2 separate regions of the Homo sapiens genome follow, and region 1 is linked to region 2. Evidence: read pairs that join two places in POLR2A ChIA-PET (ENCODE). Cell type or tissue: B cell. All regions are shown on one strand. Each heading gives the region's core, and the rest is flanking DNA. Links, peaks and the distances in the headings are about the cores only.

Evidence for each region. Peaks named below come from ENCODE experiments on the same cell type or tissue, not always from the same donor. Only the 100,000 strongest peaks of a DNase experiment are listed, where the experiment ranks them.
Region 1: POLR2A ChIA-PET joins it to region 2 with 5 read pairs; 1 of 35 experiments calls an interaction of 5 or more read pairs at or near these places.

Annotation. Positions count from the first base shown.
Region 1 is chr3:151,263,392-151,267,791 of GRCh38, forward strand. All of the region lies in intron 16 of MED12L (mediator complex subunit 12L), which reads left to right. All of the region lies in intron 1 of P2RY14 (purinergic receptor P2Y14), which reads right to left. Among named protein-coding and RNA genes, the nearest start is that of P2RY14, 13 kb to the right of the region's middle. In B cell, for the core only: no CTCF peak of the experiment used is centred there; a DNase peak (open chromatin) is centred at 2,710; H3K4me3 peaks cover 693 bases; H3K27ac peaks cover 3,188 bases.
Region 2 is chr3:150,631,226-150,635,626 of GRCh38, forward strand. No RefSeq gene overlaps it. Among named protein-coding and RNA genes, the nearest start is that of SELENOT, 30 kb to the left of the region's middle. RefSeq lists a silencer at 3,897-4,191. In B cell, for the core only: no CTCF peak of the experiment used is centred there; no DNase peak of the experiment used is centred there; H3K27ac peaks cover 263 bases.

The DNA of each region.
Region 1 (4,400 bases), core at 401-4,400, 630 kb after region 2:
ATGTGGTGTTCACAATTTGCTATCATAGTGAAGGCTGACAGAATTATCATAAGTCACTGAGCCTTTAAATAACATTTGTTTGTAAAGTTGTTTTGTTCTTTGATTTTGAGTTTAATGCCAACTTGGGTCATATCAACTTTCCAAAATATCATGAGCTTTACGTGTTTTATCGTTAATTTAATTTTCCTTGAAATTATTTCCCAGAACATCAAATGGGAGTTTTAAATTTTTTAAGTGTTATTTGAAAGAAACAATCCAAGAAAAAATTAATTTAACATGTTCAGTGAATAAGGACTCATCTCTAAGAGATTAATGTAATATAGAGATTAAGAATGCAGGCTACAGGGTTGGAATTCCTGGATTCCCGTACCACCCCCCCCACTTATCAGCTCTGTGACTCTTGGTAAAATACCTAACTCATCTGTTAAATGGTAATAATTCTCTTTACCCCATAGGGTTGTGGTAAGAGTGAGACAATACAAAGCAGTGTTGAAGTCAGTGCAGGGTAAAGTGTGGCACAGCCTTCAGTTAATGTTAGGAATTGTAGAAAGGCAGATAACGATGGACAGAGGCTGAGATCTCTTACCACCACTCCTTCCCTCTCCCCTACCCACTTAACAGTATATCATGGTGACTTTTCCATTTCAGTTTTTAAAGTTCTGCCTTTTTCTTTTGAGTAGTTCTACTTCATTTCACTGAAGAAAAGAATCATAACCATTTTTCTGTTACTGGACATTTGGGTTATTTCATTGTTCAGTGTTTAAAGATCTCTGTACTTGTATTTCCTTGTTCCCTCCCACATTCCCCTAAAATCTTTGAAGGTTGTGTTTTGAGGTTGGTCTTCAGTACAGCTGCTGTAATTGATTTCATTATTTTGTAAGCACTTGTTTGCTGTGACATCAAAAAGAGTTTGTGCTCACTTAGCATAAAATTAAGTAATTATTGGACATGCCATCTTTTAAATGGAAGAACTGAACTCTTCTCACGAGGGCAGTAGGAGTGTATTTTGTCAGTTAGGAAAGAAGAAACTGCTTAAGAGCTTTTATTGAAAACGCCTTATGGCCTGTCTCAGAAATTCAAACCTGAGCTTATTAGTTGGTTTATGATTGTGTAAAGCGCACATCTCTAAGATAACCATAACCCAGTATGGAGAGTTTTCTCATTTATAGTTGATGGGGTTTCTTTCTCCTGAAATTGTTTCCCTCAAATTGCAGTTTAATTTGTGTATTAAAAACTGCTCTGTCATAATCAATGCTGGGAGCAGGAGCCTCCTGTGACCTTCCAGCCTGTGCCCCCTACCCCAGCCAGCTGCAAGAAGGAGCTCTAAAAACACAAATTAAGTCTTGCTACTCCCTTGCTCAGGCCCACCCAGTGCGTGTGTGTGTATGTGTGTGTGTGGTCTCATCACACTTAGAAAACATCCAGAGTTTGGTCATGGCCTGCATGGCTCTACATGACCAGCTGGCCCTGCCTGGTTCTCTGACTGTACCTCCTGTGGCCACTGCCTTGCCCTTCTCTTGTAGCCACACTGGCCTTCTTGCTCTTGCTCCTCCACTTCAAAGATAACACACCCATCTTCTCCATTTGCTCTTTCTCCCTCTTTGTCTCCCTTATTTCTGTTCTGATCTCTCATCTTCATGATGATTTCTTCCTCTCACCCTATTTTCCAGAACTCGCCATTATGTCCTGCCTCCAGCCTGCTAGATTATTCTTCAGTGCAGAACCACTTGTTATGCTGTGTGTCGCCAGCACCTAGAGCAGTATCTGGCACAGTGGAAGTATTCAGTTAATAATGGTTGAGCCAAAGACGGAATAAACAAAGGGGAGCTACTCATAGAATATAATGTACGATGCTCTATTCTGAGACTTTAAATAGTCATCATGGAAACTGAGTAGATCTTTTGGCTTTTAAAGTTAAAGAGATCAGGAAAATAAAACTGTTGAGTTTATTTTTCCCAGCACAGACGTGGAATTTCTGAGAATTTTTTAAAAAGCAGAAGTTTCACAGACTGATTTCTCTTTTTTGAGTATCATTATCTTCTGCTTCTTTACTCTTATATTTGTGTCTTACACCATGAGAGCCTTTTCGAGTCTTTATTCTCAACTGCCCACTTGCCGGTCACTGCCATCATCCTCCCTATCTCCTCTCAAATCACTGATGACAGATTTTCAGTTATATTCAGGGTTTCTCTCTAAGAAAATAGGCAGTATACAGCAGGCTCATCATAAGAATATTCCTTTTTATACGGAGGAATCTGAGTAGGTTTTAAAATGTTTCTTGGCTGGCTTCTGGCAGTCCTCATAGGCCTTCTGGGGTTCCAGGGAGACGGATGGTGTCCCCATCTCAGCCTCACCAAGAGTATAGTATTTCTGGTTCTGTCTTATGTATTGGTAAGATTGTGTTTGTATAAAAAAATTTCTCCCTGCAAATTAAAGTCAGAACACCTATGAAATTGGAAGGGTCTCTTGGTCCTTTTCAGGGAATCATGGAAAGGCTTGGAGCAGAGTCTTGCGGCCCTGAGAATTGAAGATGGCAGGCAAAGGGCATCAGCGCTGGGCAAGTCTGATTAGTTCTGGTTCAAAGAGGCATTTAATTGTTGTCTGTGCCTTCAGGTTGCTCAGTTACAAGAGTTTCTGAGCTACTGACTTAGATTCGACTTGGCAGTGTGCACAGGTGCCCTTGGCTTTGCTGCCATCTTTCCCCTTTCAGTTCCCCTTTCTCCTTAGTGCTTTTGTTTGCAGCACAACGTTGTTACGGCAACTTTATGCTAATGATGCTGCTGCCTCTGTGCCTTTGAGGAAGGCTCATCTGATTTCTGTTAAATAAGTAGATGTCCCTTCATGACCTCAATTTCCAAGGTATTCAACATCTTCTATTAAAATGAGAACATGAACTTATCAAAGCCAAAATGTTAACAAATTTGTGAAATATTTGAACCCTATCACTGCATGTGTCTGGAAATCTCAAACAGAAGAGACTTTTAGGATCACATTTACAGTATCATCCAGATAGAAAGCAGTTTAGTGTTGAGCGAACGGACTTAACATTAAACACAGGTTGCCTAGACTCTAGACATTTTTTAAATTATATTTTTACAGAAGCAGTTGTATAATAGTGCAGTCCTTTTTAAAAATCGCGTTTCAATTTTGACTTCCACCTTAGCGTTAGCTATAAGAGATGGGGGTTGCTGTCTTATTTTCCTTGAACATTCTTTCCTATTCTAGTACCTTGAAGATTTTAAGTAAATGAAGGAGTGGATGAGCAAGTGATATGAACATATCAGTGGAAAGGAACTCCAGCCATGGGAGGAAAGCTTTGGGACTTGGTGGCTTGGCACAGGGAAAAATAAAGCATACATGCAGGAAATAGTTAGCTGCCTGGTAAGAAGAAAGACTAAGGTCAGAGCAAAAAAGTGCTGTAGATGTCCTACGAAGGGAAAACTTCCTTCTCCTGGGAAGGAATTGGTATGCTGTCATGCCCAGCATGTTGTAGGAGTCTGTAACTTTTATAAACCCCCACCTTCACATGAAGTCAATCCATTCTGTCCTGGAGTGTTTTCAGTATGGTTTAAAATGGATTTTATGGGATGTTTGGATTTACTTTATACATAGTGTTGACAAATTACATCTATACTGTAAAGTACAAAAGACTTTTTCCTAATTTAAAATTGTCTGGGCAGCTCATTCTAGAGTTCATTTCTTGCGTGTTAGAACTCCTTACATTCTTGAAGTGAAGTTTATTTTGACTGTTTACAGGAACTATCAACTAAACACTTCATGGAAGATGTGACTTATGACAGTATTCCTTACTGGGAGATTTTTGCTTTCTTTATTCTTTTTGACCTTTGGCTGTGAAAAGGATTGTACATTGTCATTTAGAAAGGCATAACAATAATGAAGTGCTATTAAGGAAATGGTAGTCATTGAAATACTTCATGAGAAAAGGAATTTAAGTGTATAATGTAATCAAATTTAAGTAGCTAATCACAAATCCCCTTTTCTTTTTAGAAAGAAACAATATCAAGGTTATATGTTACTTTCTCTTTTTTCACCCTAAATTCTAAGCCACTATTGATTATCCCTGAAATGTTAGCTTGTGAATCTGGGTAATTGTTAAAAACAGAAAAGTGCAAGCTACAAATGAGAGCCTCGGTCCTTGCTTAGATGTAAATAGTTTTCCTATGAATTTAAAACATTTTTTTAAAGCCACCTAAATCCTATAAAATAATGCCAGTGTTTCAGGCTATAGAAAATGTCTCTTGAGAGTAATATCTTGTAACATGTATTACTTATATATATAAGTCAGTTTTCAACAGAGCTGCTGTGAATTACTGTTTTATGGCCTAATTCATTAAAAAGAATTGCCTAATTGTGGTGTAGAAACTTAGGCACTAAGGCAG
Region 2 (4,401 bases), core at 228-4,227:
ACCCAGCTCCAAACTGTATCTTGAAGAAAAATATAAACTGGTTTCAGATACAGTAGAAAGCTGTAAAGTCATCCATTCTATAAGACTAACAGAATGTTTTCTTTTGCCAATGTTAAGCATGAGCAAAATAAAAAAGCATGCAGACAAACAGTAGTGGTTTTAAAATTTTAATGTGCTTAAAAATCACTGGGACAAATTTCTGGATCCCACTCCTAATGGTTCTGATTTAGTTGATCTGAAATGGTACCAGGTAATTTGCATTTCAAACAAGCTTCAAAATAATTCTAATACTGTTAGTCTGTGGTGTATACCAGGAGTCCCCAGTCCTTGGGCCATGGACTGGTGGTGGTCTGTGGCCTCTTAGAAAACCAGCCGCACACCAGCAGGTGAGTGTCAGGCAAGCAAGCATTACCTCCTGAGCTTTGCCTCCTGTCAGACCAGTGCATTAGATTCTCATAGGAGCCAGAATCCTATTGTGAACAGTGCCTGCGAGGGATCTAGGTTGTGCGCTCCTTATGAGAATCCTAATACCTGATGATCTGAGGTGGAACCTAATACCTGATGATCTGAGTTTCATCCCAAAACCATCCCCCCAACCCCCTGTCCGTTTATGGAAAATTTGTCTTCCACAAAAGCAGTCCCTGGTGCCAGAAAAGGTTGGGGACCGCTGGTCTACACTGAGTAGCACCATACCACAGAGCAGAATGCAGAAGATTCATCCTAGATGCATCCTAGATGCGTCACGTGTAGAATGACTTAACACAAATTCAGCAAAATGGGAGCTCAGGAGATAAAAAGAATGATATGAGAGGGAGATTATGTTTCTAAGAAAACACTGACTTAATTGTCCCAGTCTTATCAATGCAACACATCCTTTCTTGTTATCACTTTACAACCTTTTGCATGAATTTCTTTTAGAAGGAAGTATTAAATCTTTGAGTATAATATAAAATAACTGGTTTGAATTGCCAGATTTTCTCAGAGCAAACCAGGCAATAGCATACCTACATTATCCTTAATTTACAGTGACAACTGATTTTGATTTTCACATTAAGCAAAAATCTATGTAAATTCTTGTAATTCTGAGTAGAGAAAAATTTACATATTTAGCTTTATTAGAGTAATTAACCATAATAGAACTGTTTAAATTGCCAGGGAAACCCAATCTACTATTTTATCCCCACCAACCCCCCCAGAAGGATTAATTAGTTCATGTAACTGAGAAAGTCCAATGTAGAATTGGCTTCAGGGATTCAAATGAGAGAATCAGAACTCTCCTCTAAATCGGCCTCATTTTCTCCTTGAGAGAAATTATAATTAGGGAAGAGAGTTGGGGTAGGGGGTGAGAAGGGGGGATGATGAGGAGGGGAAAGGAAGAAGGAGAGCATGGATTAAAGTCCCAGAAAAGTACTCTGGTCCAACTTGTGTGTCACATTTCCTATCTTGGAACTTTCTCACTTGATATCTACTCCCTGATCATTTTGTCATCTGTTAATCCCTTTTTCCTTTATTGACCCCTTCCACCCAACCTCCTCCTCATTCAGGGTTATAATTGTTTAAGACAAGCCTATTGCTTTGTGGTTATAGGCTGCTCAGATCAAGTACTGCTCAGATCAGGTAGCTATTTAACCTGTTTGAGAGTTGTCTAGAATGGATGGAGCCAGCACTTGATTGCTTGGTTAAGAAACAAAAATATTAAGGCCTCGGGAGGTTGCTACCAACACTCCCTTGGGCCACTGGCCATACTCATCTGTTTTGTGTACTAACAACTCTTACAAGAGGAAAAAAACCATTACAGCTCCTTTGTTACTCTGGAGTTGCTAAGAGCAGATCTGTTTGAAAGAAAGTGTGCCATTGACATTTTTCCCTAAACGTTTTAAAAAATAGTATTAGAAAATGCTGCTGAATTTTGTCTTTTAACAGCTCATAAAATCTAGGAATAAAATTATTTTTTAATATATTAAAATACATAGTGTATATAAGCAACAGGTGACTCATAAATGTGATTCTTCCAGTAAAATTGTGTTTTATACAGATGTATAGAAATTTGGTGTTGAGATCTACTTCAGTACTTGAATTTTCAAATTAAAAAAAAGGCCAAGAGAGGTTAAATGTCTTGCCCTGGTTATATAGCTTATGGCAACGAAACAAAACCAAACAAACCCTACACCCTTGGCGGGGCTTGGGGAAAGCAGAATAACAGCAGAGGACTTTGTCAGAAATTAGGTGGGAAGAGAGAAGACAGTAACAAGGCAATTTTACAAATTTAATCTCAATTTCACTTCACATTTACGCTTTAGCTAAGATGGGCTGAAATTTTTCAAATAAACTAAAAAAGGCAGGTGTATGTGTGTGCAAGATACATCAGAGGAAGGCAAGTTTACATAATAATTTCTTATCCTAATATAATGAAATTCAGGTTTCAGATTGACTGGATCTATTTCCCCACTTGGAAAGATCCTTCCCCGAAAGCAGGTTTATAAATTGCAGTTCTTCAGACGACTCATCCTATTCACTGATTACATGATGAGAATTGAAAACACACAGAGATTACTAGCTATGTGTCCCAGGCAAGATGGCTACCTCACGTGTAAGGTAAGTTTAAAAACAGCACACCTGGCCGGGCTCAGTGGCTCACGTCTGTAATCCCAGCACTTTGGGAGGCTGAGGTGGGTGGATCACCTGAGGTCAGGAGTTCGAGACCAGCCTGGCCAACAAGGTGAAACCCCATCTCTACTAAAAATACAAAAATTAGCCAGGCGTGGGAGCGCATGCCTTGTAGTCCCAGCTGAGGCTGAGGCAGGAGAATCGCTTGAACCAGGAGGCAGAGGTTGCAGTGAGCCAAGATCGTGCCACTGCACTCCAGCCTGGGCGACAGAGCAAGACTCCATCTCAAAAAAAAAAAAAAAAAAAACAGCACACCTGCTTCTCAGGTGCAGTTTGGATCACATGTTCTCTCAACGCTCTTGCCATTTTAATTTGGTGAAATGCTGTGTTCAACTAGATCTCAACTTTGCTGAAGCACTGGCCTGCCTGGGACCATGGCCTAATGTGGCCCATTGCAAAACACAATTTTGTTGATGTCTCATTTTAAAATTCATGCCAAAAATCATTTTATTTCAAATTGTTCATTGCTGGGTTTAATATAAAAATGTTGTTTTATTGTTCTTAACTCCCTAAATCTTTAAGCAAAATGGATGCTCGGGAAATTTGTTTCTCCTGAGGCTGCGTGTAACCCCGGCATCTTATTCCCCATGGGTTTGGAGGAATGCGTGGAGGAATGTGTGTGTGTATGTGTGGACAGCATCTTAAGAAATAAGGTGATCATTATAGAGTCATCTTCTTCAAATTTGTATAAGTTTTCTAGATAATGTGTAGTACAGCCTTCTGCTTAAGGATTATTGCAGTAACATAAGCCAGGCACAGTGGCTCACGCCTGTAATCCCAGCACTTTGGGAGGCCGAGGCAGGCGGATCATGAGGTCAGGAGATCGAGACCATCCTGGCTAACACGGTGAAACCCCGTCTCTACCAAAAATACAAAAAATTAGCCGGACGTGGTGGCAGGCGCCTGTAGTCCCAGCTACTCAGGAGGCTGAGGCAGGAGAATGGCATGAACCCAGGAGGCAGAGCTTGCAGTGAGCCGAGATCGTGCCATTGCACTCCAGCCTGGGCGACAGGGCAAGACTCCGTCTCAAAAAAAAAAAAAAAAGGATTATTGCAGTAACAGAAGAAGATGTGTTTCCGGAGCTTTGTATCCAGAAAATGCATGTGGGAAGATTATATGGAAAATGAAGATAATGAGTTTTAAAATAATACACAAAGTTACGGTACCAGAAAAGCAGTTAAATACCGTACAAAGTAATGAGAAACATGCTGAAAACAGTCTTGAGGAAGGCTAAAATTGTGGTTCCATACGTTGACTGACTGAATGAATATGGTTAAGGCAGTTGTTCTCAACCGGGGTTTTACTCTCCAGGCTCATGCAGAGTGGCCTCTTTGGGTCCTGTAATGGTCCTGTTCTTAACCACCACCGCTAGCTGGGGCCTGGGGTGGAAGAGTCTTATCCTAATCGGTCCCCAGACGGGGAGAGGGCAGTGCTTGTTTCCTAGCCACTCTGAAAGGCTGAAAGCTGTTAAGGAGGCTTAGTGTCATTTCAAGCAGTCTTCCTTGCCTCTGTGAGTAGTTTTTCCATATTTATGCTTAAAACAAACAGAGGAAGCTTTTCATTCCAATAATGAAATAAAAGGCTAAATTCAAGGTAACAAACGTTTTAGTGGGAAAGATTGTCAAGGATAACAAACCAACAAAGGGAAATATCTCTTATTAGCTCTTTTCTTCTTTTGATTAGAGAAAAAAGCCAAAGAACTACTTTTGGGGCTTTAAGTGGCTAGTGGACTAC